Regions from separate parts of the Homo sapiens genome. Here region 2 is linked to region 1. Evidence: chromatin loops called from intact Hi-C (ENCODE). Cell type or tissue: breast epithelium. All regions are shown on one strand. Links, peaks and the distances in the headings refer to the core of each region. The heading gives the core; the rest is flanking DNA. Region 1 overlaps NFIC (nuclear factor I C). Region 2 has its middle 40 kb from the start of NFIC.

Region 1 (2,910 bases), core at 120-2,619:
TGAGAATGCTCAGGGCTGGGTGGGCAGGAAGCTGGGGGCACAGGCTGGGACCCCAGGACTTGAGGGGGCTTTGGTTTTGGGGGGGCCTGGCTGGGACCCAAGATGAGAGGATGGGGTGTGGATGCAGTTGAGGGGCCGGGGCAGCCTGTGTCCCCTTTTTGGAGGGCTCTCTTCCAGCCAGGAGATGTGCGTGGAAGGCTGGGGGGTGGTGGCTTGGGGGTGCATGACTTCCCCTCCGGGGCCCATATTCCTATTGGATCCCCTTCCTCCTTCCTGTCTCAGGTGTGAGCAAAGCCTTGGGGAGGGGGCTGCCATGGACGGGGGGGTGGGGCAGGAGAATCCCAAAGCCACACCAGCAGACATGTGAGGCACTGCTTGGGAAAAGTCTGTTTTGGTATCACTGGCAACAAGTCCTGCTGGTACTGCTTTGGGTCCGCCTCCTCACCTTGCCCTGCCGGGAGGTCAAGGGTGGTGGACTGACCCCACACTCTGTACCATTGAGCAATGGATGGGCAGCGGTGTCATTTTGAAGGTGAGACTCTCAGGAAGTGTCTGACGTGGCAGAAATGGGGCAAGATGGGAGGATGCGGAGGAAGCTGGATTGAGAGATGTATGTCCCAGCGCCCTCCAAAGAGAAAGTAAAATCCGGGGTCTCAGAGAGAGAATCCAGACCAAGATACAAGGTAGCCACTATATATTCTGTATTATGAGAAACAAATTCCAAAATTATATATATATATATATATATATATATATATGTATAGTATAGCCCTACACTGGAGGTCAAAGTACCATTGGGGAGGCCAGAGTGGGTAGGGGGGCTGCTTGCTGTCTCTTCTGGAGGGCTGGACAGTTGCTCCTGGCTCCAGAACCTGTCTTGCAAGGGACAGTGGGGTGCAGCCAAGTCTGTCTGTGCCTGGAATGCTGCTGTCTCTCAAGGTCCTGGGGCAGGGAAGGTGGAATTGTCTGCTGCCTGGGGACCTGCAGGGGGACCCAGGTCTGGCCCCTAAGCGGCTCTCCCAACCGAGTCCCCTTTGGCATTCCTTTGGGATCTGATTGTCCAGCCCAGGGTGGGGCCCTGGGGTCAGAACCTGGGTTCCAGACCTGGGCATGAAGGACTCCAGATCCTCCTCTCCCCAGTCAAATAGGGCTGGGTCTTCCTACTCCTCCATGCCCCATCTCCACCCGGGTCATTGTCAGGTGCCCCCACGGAATGGGGACAATTTGCATATATTTGGGAGGCCTCCCTATTCTTTCCCACAGCATGGGCAGACCCCAGAATGAGACTGGGGTGGGGGGGGGGGCCTGGCATAGGTGTGGTGTCCATAGCAGGGGTGGGTGATGGGGGCTTCCAGAGGGGGGTGGAACAAGATTTGAGAAGATGTCAGTTTCATACATGTTAAAAAAACAAAAACAAAAAACCAACACTCCCTCCTCCACCCAGGGATGACGGCACCCCCTTTTGTGAACCCAAACTGCAGAGATGGGCACGGAATCCTGCTTCCTGGTGTTTTTGTCTTACTCTGTCTGCAGCAAGGCGCCTGGGAATTTTGCCCTACAGGGACCCTGTAGCTTTTCCAAGAAACAGGGAGGCGGGGAGAACTAAACCATCCACAACATGCTGCCTGGTATGGGCTTTTGCCTGCTGTACTCAGCCAAGGTGCCAAGTGAGCCAAGGAGGCAAGCTCGGGGTGAGAAGGGTGGCGTCCAGCCCAGGACTCTGGGCCCCCGGGTGTGGGCTGTGCAGGGACGCGATGGTCCCAATAGTGATGGGGCCACCCACTCCCTTTGCCTCCGGTTGCTCCTAGTTCCTTGGCAAGACAGATTTGCTCAGGAGTGGGGCAGAAAAAAAAAAAAAGCTAGAAATCAGCTACATGAATGCTGTGCACAGCCAGCCCGGGCTCTCTGGCCAATGCATATTACTTAAGGGCAATGTCGTGGCCAGCTGTGGTGGTCTGGGCTCTCCCTCTGTATCGCCTGGGGAGGCTGCTGAGGTGACTTTTTGGAAGAAAACACGGGATGAGTGTATGATGGTGGCTGTGGAGACCACCCAAAATCCCGGGGTTGGGGGCAATAGTGAATGAATGGGACCATCTGCGTGGGTCCCTACACGAGATGCTTGGAGGGGCTGGAGGTGGTGAGGGCTGCAGGAATGGCCTAAGGTTGGAGAATCCCAGCCCTGGGTCCTCCCTGCCTGGCTGCCCCACTAACCATCTGGCTATTGTCTTAGCTTTGGTCAAGTAAAAAGCAAAGGAAGCTGGAGTTAAAAACAAAAAGAAAAGAAAAAAAAAAAGAACAAAAGAAAATAAAATCAAGGACAAGACAACAGCATGCTCAGCCACCGGACCACAGCCTGTGACTCGGTGCCACCTGGCTGTCCCTGTGCCCTGCCGGACCCTCGGCTGGGCCTCCAATGGCTGAGCCAGGCCCATGGGTACAGACAGACAGACAGATATTGCATATATCAGGTTTTGTTTTTGTTTCATACAGGATACCCTTCATATTCACAGCTGGAAGACAGAGACAGGGGATGGGGGACAAAGGAGAAGGTGGGAGAGAATGCCACCTGGGGTGGTCTCTGGATAGGGGAAAAGAGGTCCTTTGGCAAGAAGGGTGGGGATGCACGGGGCAGGGGAGAGGGGGTGCCTCTGAGGTGGGTGTGGAACAGCATTTGACCCTGAGCCAGGGGTATGCCAGCCTGCATGAAAAGTGGGGAGCGGGGAGTCTGGCTGCGGGTGGAGTGGCCACCCCATGGTTGGAGGACAGCCTGCAGTGGGTCGGTGAATGGTGTCTGGGGGCCGGCCCGTGGCCTAGGGACCAATCAGAGAGGAGAGCCCTTTCCCAGGGCCAAGATGGGCCCCGGAGGTCTGTCCTCTGGGCAAGGGATTCAGAAATGACCCCTCTGGGTAC
Region 2 (2,910 bases), core at 122-2,621, 140 kb after region 1:
AAATCGGGCCAGTGCTTAACCATGGGAAAGTTAGAGACCAAGGGGGAGGATCAGGGTGACTTTGTGGGTGGTGGGGGAAGCAGAAATATTATTTTTCTTGATGAGTTCAGGGACCTGATTACACAAATCATAAATGTGTTTGGTTTGGGACAATTTTTGAGCTGTACCTTTATACTAGATATACTTTCCTATTTGTAGGTTGAATATCTATCAAAAGTTAATACAGGGCCGGGTGTGGTGGCTCACACCTGTAATCCCAGCACTTTGGGAAGCCAAGGCGGGTGGATCACTTGAGGTCAGGAGTTCGAGAACAGCCTGGGAAACATGGTGAAACCCCATCTGTACTAAAAAATATAAAAATTAGCCAGGCATGGTGGTGTGCGCATGTAGTCCCAGCTACTTGGGAGGCTGAGGCACAAGAATTGCTTGAACCTGGGAGACGGAAGTTTCAGTGAGCCGAGATTGCACCACCATACTCCAGCCTGGGTGACAGAGCCAGACTCCATCTTAAAAACAAAAAACAAAAAACAAAAAACAGTTAATATGGGCACGGTAGCTCATACCTGTAATGCCAGCACTTTGGGAGGCTGAGGCTGGGGGATCACTTGAGGTCAGGAGTTTGAGACCAGCCTGGACAACATGGCAAAATCCTGTATCTAGGCCGGGCGCGGTGGCTCACACCTGTAATCCCAGCACTTTGGGAGGCCGAGGCATGCGGATCACGAGGTCAGGAGATCGAGACCATCCTGGCTAACACGGTGAAACCCCGTCTCTACTAAATATACAAAAAATTAGCTGGGCGTGGTGGCGGGCGCCTGTGGTCCCAGCTACTCGGGAGGCTGAGGCAGGAGAATGGCGTGAACCCAGGAGGCGGAGCTTGCAGTGAGCCGAGATCGTGCCACTGCACTCCAGCCTGGGCGACAGAGGGAGACTCCGTCTAAAAAAAAAAACAAAAACAAACAAAAAAAATTAGCCGGGCGTGGTGGCAGGCACCTGTAATCCCACCTACTCCAGAGGCTGAGGCAGGAGAATCGTTTGAACCCAGGAGGTGGGGGTTGCAATGAGCCAAGATTGCACCATTGCACTCCAGCCTGGGAGACAGAGTGAGACTCCGTCTCAAAAAATAAAAAAATTTAAAAAGAAAGAAAGAAAGAGAGAGAGAGAAAGAAAAAAGAAAGAAGGAAGGAAAAGAAAGAAAGAGAAAAAGAAAAAGAAGAAAACGGATAGAAATGCATGGGGTAAATAAAAGGGAAAAGAAAGGAACCGAAGAATGAAAATCACAGGATAAACCCTTCAATAATTTGAGACGGTCATAGAAGAAGCTTTCATGGTCATGTGCTTCCCTCTAGTGACAACCACAAGCATCGCGGCCGTTCATCACTTAAATTTCAGAGGGCTGCCCATCAGAATGGCTAATAATGCTGCAGCGATTTATTGCACGGATGCATCGCTTACAAAAAAAAAGAAAAGTGCCTCTCAATGCTTATTCTGTTTATTTCCAGTCTTTTCCCGCCACAAACTAGGTGGCACTGAATATTCTTTTTTCTTTTTTTTTGATGGAGCCTGGCTCTGCCCAGGCTGGGTGGAGTGCAGTGGTGCCATCCCGGCTCACTGCAACCTCCACCTCCCAGGTTCTAGCGATTCTCCTGCCTCAGCCTCCCGAGTAGCTGGGATTACAGTCGCCTGCCACCACACCCAGATAATTTTTGTGTTTTTAGTGGAGATGGGATTTCGCCATGTTGGCCAGGCCGGTCTCAAATTCCTGGCCTCAGGTGATCCGCCCACCTTGGCCTCCCAAAGTGCTGGGATTACAGGTGTGAGCCACAGCACTCAGTCTTAATATACACACACACACACACACACACACACACACACACACACATATACATATACATATATATATTTATTTATTTATTTTATTTTGAGACAGAGTGTCACTCTTGTTGCCCAGGCTGGAGTTCAATGGCATAATCGTGGCTCACTGCAACTTCTGCCTCCCAGGTTCAAGTGATTCTCCTGCCTCAGCCTCCCGAGTAGTTGGGATTACAGGTGCCCACCACTATGCCCAGCTAATTTTTGTATCTTTAGTAGAGACAGGGTTTCACCATGTTGACCAGGCTGGTCTCGAACTCCTGACCTCAGGTGATCCACCCACCTCGGCCTCCCAAAATGCTGAGATTACAGGCATGAGCAACCGCACCCCATATTTATAGAGCCACGATCTCCCTATGTTGCCCCGGCTGGTCTTGAGCTCCTCGCCTCAAGCAGTCTTCCTGTGTCAGTCTTCCAAAGTGTTGGGATTATCGGTGTGAGCCACTACACCTAGCCTTATTGTAGTTTTAACTTGAATCTACCTTCCTATGAATCAGGGTGAACATTTTCTCATATATTTTAATTAATTTATTTATCTATTTTTTATTATTTATTTTTGAGACAGGGTCTCTCTCTGTTGCCCAACACTGGAGTGTAATAGCGTGATCTCGACTTACTGTAACCTCCGCCTCCCGGGTTTAAGTGATTCTCCTGCGTCAGCCTCCTGAGCAGCTGGGACTACAGTCATGAGCCACTATACCTGGCTAATCTCTGTATTTTTTGTGGAGACAGGGTTTCACCATGTTTCCCAGGCTGGTCTCAAACTCCTGAGCTCAAGGAATCCTCCCAACTCGGCCACCCAAAGTCCTGGGATTACAGGTGTGAGGCACTGTGCCCAGCCATTTTCTCACAGATTTAAAGTCCATTTTTATTACTTTTAGGTATTTTCTGTGGTGATGTGTTCATATCCTTTGCATATTTTTTCAGTTGATCTTTTCTTATTGATTTGTAGGAACTCTTTACATATTTGTTGCCCAGTAAAATTCTTTTGCAAGTACATTGCAAATATTTCTATAATGTTTGCTGTTGTTGAGGATA

What was found. Peaks named below come from ENCODE experiments on the same cell type or tissue, not always from the same donor. Only the 100,000 strongest peaks of a DNase experiment are listed, where the experiment ranks them.
Region 2: a loop joins it to region 1, with 3 times the contacts of the local background. A loop is called at or near these places in 102 of 110 quality-filtered maps.

What each region holds. Positions count from the first base shown.
Region 1 is chr19:3,465,607-3,468,516 of GRCh38, reverse strand. NFIC (nuclear factor I C) reads right to left here. Exons shown (of 11, transcript NM_001245002.2): 11 at 1-2,910. Among named protein-coding and RNA genes, the nearest start is that of SMIM24, 13 kb to the left of the region's middle. RefSeq lists a silencer at 452-746 and enhancers at 2,324-2,824, 2,825-2,910. In breast epithelium, for the core only: no CTCF peak of the experiment used is centred there; a DNase peak (open chromatin) is centred at 1,666; H3K4me3 peaks cover 453 bases; H3K27ac peaks cover 1,756 bases.
Region 2 is chr19:3,325,581-3,328,490 of GRCh38, reverse strand. No RefSeq gene overlaps it. Among named protein-coding and RNA genes, the nearest start is that of NFIC, 40 kb to the left of the region's middle. In breast epithelium, for the core only: a CTCF peak has its summit at 1,341 (motif pointing left); a DNase peak (open chromatin) is centred at 1,360.